2 separate regions of the Homo sapiens genome follow, and region 1 is linked to region 2. A link is a contact called in ENCODE Hi-C data. All regions are on one chromosome and are shown on one strand. Each heading gives the region's core, a stretch centred on a gene start or an enhancer-like site at or near the end of the contact. The rest is flanking DNA. Distances are from core to core; before and after follow the strand shown. Region 1 has its middle 18 kb from the start of SLC14A2-AS1. Region 2 holds the start of SETBP1 (SET binding protein 1).

What was found. Hi-C counts contacts between places; a loop is a spot of excess contacts on that map. Pooled maps may share reads with other maps.
Region 1: a map of ascending aorta shows a loop between it and region 2 (4-fold over the local background). The contact joins the enhancer-like site here to the promoter of SETBP1 in region 2. A Hi-C loop is called at or near these places in 4 of 168 maps with a recorded cell type or tissue (ascending aorta, chondrocyte, esophagus muscularis mucosa and 1 more) and 7 of 50 pooled maps.

What each region holds. Positions count from the first base shown.
Region 1 is chr18:45,518,892-45,524,667 of GRCh38, forward strand. It overlaps a transcript of SLC14A2 not described here. Among named protein-coding and RNA genes, the nearest start is that of SLC14A2-AS1, 18 kb to the left of the region's middle. Within about 2 kb of position 2,405, at least 3 of the 41 ENCODE cell types and tissues checked have a DNase peak (open chromatin) inside an H3K27ac peak, as active enhancers do; they include ascending aorta, where a contact is called at or near this core.
Region 2 is chr18:44,678,857-44,684,498 of GRCh38, forward strand. It overlaps SETBP1 (SET binding protein 1), which reads left to right and starts at 2,032. Exons shown (of 6, transcript NM_015559.3): 1 at 2,032-2,165. SETBP1-DT (SETBP1 divergent transcript) reads right to left here and starts at 1,016. Exons shown (of 2, transcript NR_187430.2): 1 at 760-1,016; 2 at 1-33. RefSeq lists silencers at 157-796, 1,467-1,716, 1,857-1,906 and enhancers at 3,778-3,847, 3,958-4,027, 4,078-4,167.

The DNA of each region.
Region 1 (5,776 bases), core at 1,155-3,654, 840 kb after region 2:
AACGAGATGTGTCCACTGTGATTCTGGTTAAGCTGAGAGCCCCAGCTGGCAAGGGGCCAGCCTGGTGGCATGCAAGTAATATAATACACAATCTAAATGCAAGCATTTGTGGCCTGTTTGGGGAATCAATTAACAATAAGCATATACATCCATTTACAAAATAGCAGTGTGCTAGAGTATACCCACACTGTAATTGGAAACTAAAATAATACCAGGAGGAATAATCATTTTAAAAAATCCTCCAAAAAGCCAAGAGTAATACTAAGAAAATAAAATAAAAAATGTCGTCCATCTGCAGAGTTATATCCTTAGGGAAGCACTGCAGAGCGCACTAACAAGCAACTGAATCCATGTATAAATGAACAGAAACCCATGAAGGCAACAGAAGGCAAGGTGGGGTGTGGAAGGAAAAAAATATCCCTGGTAGATTAGCTACCCCTGAATCAAGCAGAGTTCCATTTGATTGCTTCTTGTAGGAGATGGAATGCTCCAAGGCCAGGCATGACCCTCAGGGGAAATTATTCTTTATCTGCCCATTCACAGAGTCTCCAGTGTTGGTTTTGAACTTGGATCCTCCTTTCCCACTTCAGCACCCCCATGCCCATGCGTGAGCATGAGCACACACACATACACCTCACTCACTCACCCCTGGGGGAATCCCAGACACATAATTTACTGTTAGCTGCTAGCTGAGGAAGATTCCCTGCCAGAGAACTAATTGGAAAAAGGGGGCAGAGTAAGCACGAAGAAGGAGGAGAGAGCTCATATAAACCCCAACTTGTGCACTTGGCAATCAAAAAGGGGCTAAGCCAAAGATCTCCTGTCTGATAATTTTAAGAAATTAAGCTAAAGGCTCAGAGAAATTCCACCCGTGCTGTTACTCCGGGATCTGCTCATCCCCTGGAGCCTGTGGTTTAGCAGCCCTTTGTGAGATCGCTCTGGGTTCTACACTAAGGGGAGGTCTCTGAAGGAAACCAGAATCAGATGGGACTCCTACACTAGGAATTAACAGGCTGGTGCCACCAACTACCTGGCAGTGGTATCAGGCTACTCTGGGTGTTAGCAGGCCCTTGCATACATGGATGGGAGCTAGCAGCTACTGCCACTTTCACACACCAGAAATCACAGCTGTGGTGTGCTTAGATCTCTTTGGGCCAATGGGCATGTCTTGTACGTACCATTTGGTTGAAGTACGTAGAGGGTGGAAACCATATTTGGTATGTCTTTAGAAAGTTAAAAAGATGCTTTAGCCATATTCTTGGAATGAGTCATTCAACCATGTTGGACTCAGTACCTAGCACTATTCCCTGCTTCAGTGCAGAGAATCAAGATGTGGTTTTTGCAGAAGCAGAGCCCATCATCAAATAGATATTGAGTCCCTAACAGGTATAAAGCCTCAACTAAAATCTCAAAAATTCCTTTCAGGAATATGAGTGTGCTACATGTGACTGTTGGCAGATCACCTGATGGAGACTTAGGATAATGGGTGGTGCAGGCTGCGAGTCCATGGGCATGCCTTAAACACACCCTTACCTTATGTCCCCCTGTCCCTGACCCAGTGCCCGCAACTGGGCTTTTACATGGTACTAAGCACTAAATAAATACCTTTTGAATGATGGACTAAATGCATTTAAAGTTGCATTTATTTCTGTTCTTTTTGATTAAAATGTATGGAATAAACTTTGCATGTCAAATGAGCTAGATCTTTATAGAGAAGTGTTTTTCTGGGCGTTTCCATCCTAAGGAGGTATGGCCCATGAGACAAGAAGCAACATGGTGTCCTGGAAAGAGCATGAAATTTCAGCATCAGAAAATGTGGGTTCTCACACATCTAGCTGTGTGACCTAGGGCAGTTACCTCAACCTCTGGGAACATCTATTTCTTCCTCTCTAGACCAGAGAGAACAATCTATCTAATTTGTGGGTTACCATGAGAAGATAAGGGAAAGGCTTACTAAGTGGCAAAGCCCAGGGCATATACAAGCTGTTAGGATCATGATTATTATTATGACCGAAAGTCTGCACAGGTGACAGGGCCTTGGTGATTGGGTGCTTCCCCAGCAGTGGGAATGGGTGGGCCTTCCTCCTCCCACCAGGTCCTCTGAGATACTCTAGAATCTTAACAGCTGGCCCAGGCAAGAGTAGTGTCTATGACCATCCAACAGGCCCACCTATGGCCTGGAAACATGACCTGCACCTCCCATCACCTCAGTTCTACATCAAGTGACCTGTCAACAGTCATATTTTTTAAGGGAATTTCTGAGAGCTTAGTTGAGGCTTTAACCTGATAGGGACTCAATGCCAGTTTGATGATGGGCTTTGCTTCTACATCATCTTGATTATCCTTACTGATGGAGAGTTGTGCTAGGCACTGAGTCCGACAGGGTTAAATGACTCATTCCAAGCTTACAGCCAAAGCATACTTGCAGTTTCTGGCATTGTGCTAAGGACTACTGGGAATGCAGAATACATAACTCAGAAAGAGTGCACAGGGTTAGGGATAGAGACTCACACAAGACAGACACTCAGTAACTGGATAGTACCATAAGCAGGATACAGCTCAGGGACCAGAGAGAGTAACACAAGAAAGGTACAAAAAAGACTTGGAAAATTGAGAGAAGCCAGAAAGAAGAGAGAGGACATTTAGATATGAGGTATAACTTTGGAAAAGACCTTCAGAAAGTAACCCTGTTTCCTTTTTCATTTTTTTTCTTTTTTAAATAAAATTACCTTTCGAGGAAACAGATTTACATATGAGATTATGTCTGGCTCAAGTGACCTTTAAAATCCATTGTATTCCATAAACCAGCAAGTCGCAAGATTTAATGTGCATCAGAATCACTTGGTGAGTGTGTCAAAAATGCAGGTTCCCACAGAATCAGAATCTCTGGAGCTGGCCCTCATAAATGCATTTGTTCTAAACAGCCAAGTGATTCTGGGACTCAAGCTGAGGGAGGCAGGAAGGGGTGTGGCTGATTGTGAGTGGGCATATTCATCCAGAAAGTAAGAGGTATTTTCCCAGAGGCCTATGGGGTAACTGGCCTTAGACATCGTTACTCTTTGAGCTATGTTTCATTTGAGGGCAGCTTGCCATGGAGGAAAGCGTGCTGGACTGGGAGTCAGCAGACTCATGTTCTAATCCTGCCTGGACTATTTGCCCCTTGGGCAATCTAAGGCAGTCTAAGGCAGTTATGTGCCTTTCTGACCTTCAGTTTGCACATCATATCAGTGGAGATCACCATCCTTCACGTGGGGTTACTGTGGATTTCAAATGGGAGCATGCATGTTAAAGCACCTTAAGAAATAGAAAGTGCTGTAGGAAAGTTGGCAGCGTCAAGTTCTGGGTATGATGTGTTGTGAAAAGGAGGCATTTTTTTATGTTTAGCCTTGCTATCCAAAACAGCTAAGCCCTAGAAGCATAAACACTATAAGCCCATGAGAAAATGTCCAGCTTGCAGTAATAAACTCGAGAAGGTAACCCCGGAAGGTGCACCCTTGACATTGCAGACCTGGGAGAGTTTGAGCCCTGCCATCCCCAGAGCGGCAGCTTCCCGGCACCATCCCTCAGTCCCTGCCTCTCATTCTGCTGGAGATGGCCCCGAGCTCAGGGCGGGAGCAATCCTACATAACTCACTACCCAGAATGGAAATGCCACATAGCACATTTAATTCTGCACTGACAGTTCTCGGGAAACAGGCCTAGTTCTCCATCGACCTCTAAAATAGATGATGGTTTTGGTAATAGCACTTTCTTCAGGAAATTCCATTCATGTTCATTCATTTATTTTAGACCACAAATATTCATGAATTTTGTACAGTGTGCTTGTTATTGTGGTTGTTGTTTGTTGCGTGAAGATTTCTGTTTGCTTGCTTGCTCACTTTACTCAGGCTCTCATTGGATTCCCCAATTCTTATTAACATGTGGATCATTAGAAAATCATATCACCAAACCAGCTATACCCTGTTGCCTTGGGCAATAGAAGTCAGAGGCCATTTTGCTGAGGACACCTGGTTTAAGCATCTGGGTTGCCAGGGGTTCCCATTTCTGCTAAGTTCCAACGCAGAGCATGCCATGGCTTGGCACGCATGCAACCAAAAAACTGATCTCTCCAAGTCATGGGTGAGAGGGCAGAGTGTCTTACCATGACCCCATAAGTGGTCTACGGCAAGCTGTAGTCTGCACTGGTCACTGGTGGGGTGTGGGGTGGGGGTTCTCCACTTTCTCAGCTGGTGAGAATTGTAGTTTACACTCAATTTGAGAAAAGGATTAAATAAACAAAGGAGGGAAATGCCAAGAAAGTTCCTCCAGCTCCAGCCCCAGCCCCTATGCTGAGTCTGGATAACCCAGCCAGACACCTTGAGATGTGGATAAGTATCACAAAGACAGGTCGCCCAGGGCAGGAGCAATCTATACTCCCATCACCAGGTTTTTTTTTTGTTTCTTTGTTTGTTTGTTTTGAGATGGAATCTCACTCTGTCACCCAGGCTGGAGTGCAGTGGCGCAATCTCGGCTCACTGCAACCTCCGGCTCCCTAGCTCAAGCGATTCTCCTGCCTCAGCCTCCTGAGTAGCTGGGATTCCAGGCACATACAACCACACCCAGCTTTTTTTTTTTTTTTTTTTTTAAGTAAACACGGGGTTTACACCATGTTGGCCAAGATGGTCTTGATCTCCTGACCTCGTGATCAGCCTGCCTTGGCCTCCCAAGGTGCTGGGATTACAGGTGTGAGCCACCACACCCAGCCACTAGTTATCATTCTTTAACCCCACGAAATCTCCCCTGTCTTTGGAGACCCAGTGCAAATGATACATCCTGCCTGTAACCCTCCCCACCTGAGACCTGCCTTTGCTCTGACACAGCAACTGCCTGGATCTCCACTGAGGGCTTCCTTTAAGGGCACTATTTCACTTTTCCCAGGTCGTCCAGATCTCTGGCCACATTTGTTGAGAACTTACCCTACACTAGGCTGTTTGTGTGCCTTTTACTGTTTAACCCTCACATCTGTCCTTTGAAGAAGATTTTGTCATCATTTTCAGATAAGAGAATGAGAGATGCAGAAAAATTAAGAAAGTTGCCCCAAAGACACATAATTTGTAAAGTACGGAGTTGAATTGAACCTCAGGACTGGACACAAAACTGGAGCTCACCTGAATACTCTGGGCTGCCTCTAATACCTGTCTTTCCTGGCTATTGTAAGGATTGGCAGTAACAAGTATAAAGCACCTGGATGGAGCCTGGTCCTTAGTGGGTGCTCAATAAGTGATCCTTATTACTACTATTACTTATTCTTTACTATTCTCAGCCTTAGACTGTGAGACTTGACTGTTTACAGACCTGTTTTCCTCTTGAACCTTGCATGGAGAGTGTATTTTATTCACTTAGTGCCCTCAACACCTCAACAAGTGTCTGGCTACCCAATGTTTTGTACTGATGAGGTCCTCAATAAATGCTTGTTCAATCCCATTGCACTGCATTCAACTCAGCTGGGACTTGAAGACCCAGTAGGGTGTGAATAGAATGCAAGAAAGAAAAGACAAAGGCAGTGAGAGGGATGTGCCCTTGATGGGGTGTGGGACCAGCCCAGCTGGACCTGAGGTGAGAGGAAGGGTTGGACACTGGCCTCAAGGAAGCCCAGAGCAGCCTGATCACCTATGGTAGGCAAGGTACCCTGAACATAGTTCCCTATCCAGCCCTATATATCCACATCAGAAGGCCAACAGATGACACATACACATGAAACTTTGGCATTTCATTCTTCTTAGTTCAGGGCTCATTTA
Region 2 (5,642 bases), core at 782-3,281:
CCGTGTCCTTCCCTTCATCAAGTGTCCAATTCTCTTGAATAACGAGAAAATGCACATGAGATCTGAATGCATACAAGTCGCTTAACAACAACAATAAAATAATAATAATAATTTAAAAAAACCCTGAAAGTGAAATATAATTACCAGGTTAAAAAAAAAATGCGCCCAGTTTCGAGAGCCTATCACAGCTCACGTCTGGGCGCGCAGTACCCCCCCGACACTGCTCCTGTTGTGTCAGATAGTGGCAGTGTTGAGCCCAGGAATACGCGCGGAGCCCGCGGCGATCCCCGCGGCCGCTCAGTCTTCGCGGCGGACTCCGGCGCGCAGGAGCCACTGGGCCGCAAGGGCGCCGGGGAGCGGGAGGGGCGCTGGGGGCGGCAAGGGGTCCCAGATCCCAGGCCACGAACTGTTTTCCTTTTCCCCGGGCAAGAGCCCCGCTCCCTTCAACTGACAGAAATTCACTGGGGCAGGGGGGCGAGTGGGGAGAGAGGTCGCTCAGGGCTCGCTACTGGCTGCGCCTCCCCCGGCTCTGGTCTGGGAAGCGGCTCTGGGCCCTCCGGGCGAGCAGCTTGGGCGCCGGCGCCCCCTGCGAGGAAGATCGCGGGGTGACGGTCGGTACCCGTTCGGCTGGGCCGCGCTGCCGCTCCGATCCACCTCCCTTCCGCGCCCGCGCCCTCCCCCTTCCTTTCACTAGGAGTCCGGGATTCGGAGAGGGCGCGGGAGGCAGGCACACGGGCCCGACCCCACTCCAGCGCTCACCGGGGACGCGGGCGGGCGGCGACGGGACGCGGCGGGGGCGCGGGGCGGGCGCGGCCATGGAGCAGCAGCGGCGGCGGCGGCGGCGGCGGCGGCAACACTAGCGACCGCGGGCGGACGAGCGGGCGGGCAGGGCCGCCGGGCTCAGCGGACCGAACTGCACAGCTCAGCAAAAGCGCCCTCGCCCTCCGCGCGCCGCCTCCTGCGAGCCCAAACCCACCAACATTTTTTAACGCTCCAACCCATCCTTTGAAGAAAAGCAAAAAAAAAAAAAAAAAAAAAAAAAAAAGCAAAAAAAGAAAAAGCATTGATCGGAGAGACGGGGATATATATATATATATATATATATATATATATATAAAATTTTTTTTGGCTCCTGCTAAAATTAGCAGGGCTCGCCGCGCGCCTGTGTGCCAGTGTGTGCGAGTGTGTGTGCGTGCGGGCGTGTGTGTGTGAATGTGATTACTCCAGGACTCCTCGGGCTCCGGAGACGCCATTTTCCCCCTTGATATCTCTCTCCATAAATCGGTGGCGCGGCGGAGGCGGCAGAGTCGGGCGGGAAGCGCGGGGCCGGCCGGGGCGCCCGCCGCTCGCCGCCGCCTCCGCGCGCCCGGGGGCCCCGGCGCCCCCCGAGCTAGGGCGGCCAGCTCGCGGCTCGCCGTTTGACAGATGCTCATCGCCATGGAGTTGCCGCAGCAGCACCTTTGGGGGCTCGGGCGAGCGACGGGAGCCGGGATCTGAGCGAGCGCCGGGGCCAGCGGAGCCGGAGCCGCCGGGACATGGGTGAGCACGCGCGGCGACCTTGGCCCGGGAGCCCGGGCGCCCAGCCTCCCTCCGCGCCGCGGGCCCCCGCACTCCCGGAACCGGGGGCGACGTGTGTGCCCTGCATGCAAAAGTTCACGTCGCCTTGCTGGGTCTTTGACTTTGCACCCGGCGGGAAGGGGGAGACCGGGCCGAGGGGGCGGGATGCCGGTCCGGGCGAGGTTGCAGGAGATGGGCGCGATTCCGGCGGGCCGGCGGGTGGGCGGCGATGCTGGCTCAATTGGAGTGGCTCGTTGGTGGCGGCGATGGTGGAAGCTTTGGGCTGGAGGGCTGGGAGCTTATTGAGTTTCGCCTAATCTGATCTACCCCCCCTCCGCCCCCCGCCTTTTGCACCCTCCCTCGGTCCTGCAGCCGGCTGGCGGGGCTGGCGGGTTTGGCGTTGGTGGAGTGGACTCGGGAGGGGGAGGGGGTAAGGAAAGGGGTGGGAAGGCAGGATTTTTTTTTTCTCTCTTTGTAACTTGCAGGTTAAGTGGAGCTAGAGAGCTACATTGTAACCTAGTTGGATTTTTTTGGGGGGGGAATGTATCAGAATCTAACGTGTCGTTAATAGAAAGAAGAACAGGCAAGAAGTGGTCCAGCCGGCGAAGGTTGGTGTGTGCTTGTGTTGTGCCTGTGTGTTAGTCTTTTTCTTAAAAATCTTAATCAATGGATTTGAGTCTCTTTCTTGTGCTCTCTGGTTTTGGGACTCTGAAAAGATAGGAATTCCCTTAAAAGCAGACGAATGCCTTTTTGAAAGCACGCATTGTGTGCGTTTCTAGAGGAGCCGTGGGCTTGGGAATGAACGGCAGGCTTCCCCGTTCGGTGGTTTCCAGTGGGAAATCACTCCGGAAAGGGAACCCTTCGGTATCGATTTATTGTTTTTGTCTTCCAAACCATTATCTCTTTGACCGAAATACTGTCTGAGAAGTTCCGCAGGGACAAAGTCAGGTAAACTGGACCGGGCAGATCTTTGGCAAGATGGTGATAACGGGGATGCTGTTTTCAGTGTCTGTTTGTGATGGAAGCATTGTTGGGTAATAGCAATTTCTGATCGGTAGAGCATGCTGGTTCTAAAAAAATAAGTTAACTGCCGAAATACTGTCTTCCAGCCCCCCTCCCCTGCACAGTACAGCACCTATTCCCCCCGCCCCCCCATCCAGACCGCTTACTACAAGTCTGAAATCGGATCCAACTGGAAATATTTTCATTGGAGATTGAAAGTTGTGCAATTGGAAATAGATGAGGCTAGAGGTATTGAGAGTGTGGAAGGGGAGTTCTTATTGCCCCCTAATGCTGCATTTATTCTTTATGTGTGTCTGTGTTGGATTCTCAGGGTGTGTATCTGTCTAAAAGGACTGTTGTGGGAAGGATTTCCGATTCGTTTCCGTTTCAAATAAACTGTCCTGATAATCTCACGGTTGACATCTAACGCTAAAAGGGCAATTTGTGTGTCTCTTTATCCCTGCAGAAACTCTCCTCCAAAAGGGCAGTTTATTCTGGAATTCTACAGCAGATACCTTTCCCTTCCAGCCCCTACACTCCCCCCACCTCCTGCCAACTATCCACACCTTTCCCCTTAAAGTTTAGTTGGAGTCCACTGGCGTTGATTGTTTTTCTCTTACATCTTTTTCCTTCTTTTTCTTTTCATTCCTTCACTCTTCATCCTGTTTTTCTTCTTTTTCTGTAGATTTATACTAAAAACTAATTTCTTGAAGTCTCTGTACTGTCACCAAAACTATCTGCCGATTTGGCACCATCTCTTACCCTCCTTTAGTAAATAGGTATATCTCCTGTGCCCCATCCAAACTCATCTTCACGTGCAAAGCATGTGTGTGTCGTGGGAGAAAGGGGATGGGGTAGAGAAGAGGTATTTGGAGAGGAAGGGCGGTGTTGTGTGCAGGCCACATCTTCAACACTGGACCAGACCTGGGCATTCCGGGGAGAGTTTCCTTTGCACACCCCAGCTGGGATGGGAAGGCGGAGCCAACCAGACAGGGGCGTGTGAGGGAGGAGAAAGTTTGTAGCACTTTAAGATGTAGCTAGTTTACCATCCCAGGTCACTCCCTCCCTTTTTTTCTGATTTCTCTGGCTTCTACCATCCTTAAACTCCCTGAGGGAGGCGTGAGCTCTTTTGCTCTGACGAGGGATTCCCAGGTGTCAGAGTGAAGGTGAGGTGCTGTGTTTTCCCCTGTGCTTAGTCTCATTGCCTGTTCCCAGAAAAGGGTATTAAGACAGAGTGTTTGGGGGAAAGTCGGAAGAGGAGGAAGAAATCAAGTGTGGTTAAACAGAGTATTTGCAAACGGCAGGGAATGTAGCCCCCAAAGATATGGAGACCAGGTACCCAGAGTGTTGCTTGGCACACGATTTCTCCTCCCCCGTTAAGGGGACAAAACCAAAACCAAAACAAACTATTGGTCTTGGGAAGTTGAGTTGGTGTTAGACCTGGGCTGTGGGAGTTGCTAGCCACTATAGTAACCTGAGCTGAGCTGGGGGAGGAGGTGGTGAGCGAATGCACCACCGGGAGCCAGAGGAGGGAAAGGGACTCGTCTCTCTTAGCTGGGAAAATAGATGTATCTCTGGAATAAACAAACTGGAGGTGGGGGAGGGGATGGCTTGCAGTGAACATAAGGTGGAGTGTCTGAGAGGCAGTAGTGTCGGTTAAGAAGGGGGCCACTTCTAGCTTGGGAGAAAATATCAACTGCCTTATATGTTCATGAAAGGGCTAGGCAAGTGAAGGGCTGTAATTTGATCTTTTGTATGTTAGCATCAGAATGTTACATAGGAAGGCTCTGCTGGAAGGCCCAGTTTTGGACATCACACAGGGGAACCTAGAGGTATCTTTAAGTTAACCCAACAGCCCCTGCTGCCATAAGGGCTTCTGGTCATGGACTTGCCTTGCTCAGAGTGAGCTACTTTGTAAATCACCTGACCTAAATGAGGGTTGGGGAAAAAGGAAACAGTGCTTGGGAGTGTTTTAGGATTTAGTTGAAAATGGTGAGTGGGGAGAGGCAGGAGGCAGGATTTTGCTGAAGAAGAAATAAATAGGTAGGTACTTTCCCCTGGATTCCATTTCTCCTGTTAACTTTGAATTCCTCTAGGGGATGAATCGATACTTGTCTGGCACAAAAGTGTACCTCTAGGAGAGGAGAGTTCTCTCAATGTGGTCATTATTTTTAGTTGTACTTCAATCTCTGCTCCAAAGCTTCTATATAGTATGCAAAAGGAAGCAGATGAGAAATAGCTAGCTGGATGGGGCATCCTTTCTGGGTTCCTGTGGAGACACTGAAACTTGGCTGGGCCTGGACCTCCCAGAATGCCAGTTTTTTCCTTGGAGACTTGAAGTTTAAATTGAAACCAGAAAGCTATTGAAGGCAGATCCAGCCAATGAAACCCTGTTTTCTCTGATGCTCAGGAATGGGAAATAAATAACTTTTTGCTGATGGCATTTCAAGTTGCTTCAGTTTTGCTCCTGCCAGAAGAATGGGGCAAATTATTATGAACACATTAGTATTGTAAGGAGGAGTTGCAGTGCTTTAAAAATGGGATGGTGTTATTGAGTTTGTTCAGGGACTCAGTGTATGTGAGAGTCCTACCAGAGGCTGGTGGTGGGAGCACAGGAGGCTGCCCTGGAGGGTTAGCAGCACTGGGTTGAAGAAAGGAAGCCTCACAGAGGTCTTGCTGCACATCATTTTGTCTGGTCCTGGGGTTCCTGTGAAGGGAGCAAAACAATCCAATTCCATTCCTATCCTGTGGCATATGTTGAAACCTAGTGAGTTTCCCAAAATGTTTTGGGCCATAAGTTTGGGCTTCTTTTAGAGTGGTTTTTAAAGGCAACCCAGGTGTTTTACAAACTCTTCATGAAGTTGCACATACTTTGGCCTGCCATATACCTGAAAAGTGCAGGAAAGAAAACACCAGGATGTCCACAGACTATAATTCGTGAATGCAGAAAGATGATGCCAATCTACATTTTTGCTTAGCTCTGAGTTTTCGTTTTCCCTTTTTACCGAACTTTCTATTAGATTTTGATGCCCCCCTGAGATACATCACACTGGGGCTGGAGAAGGTTTTGGAGGACTGTAATT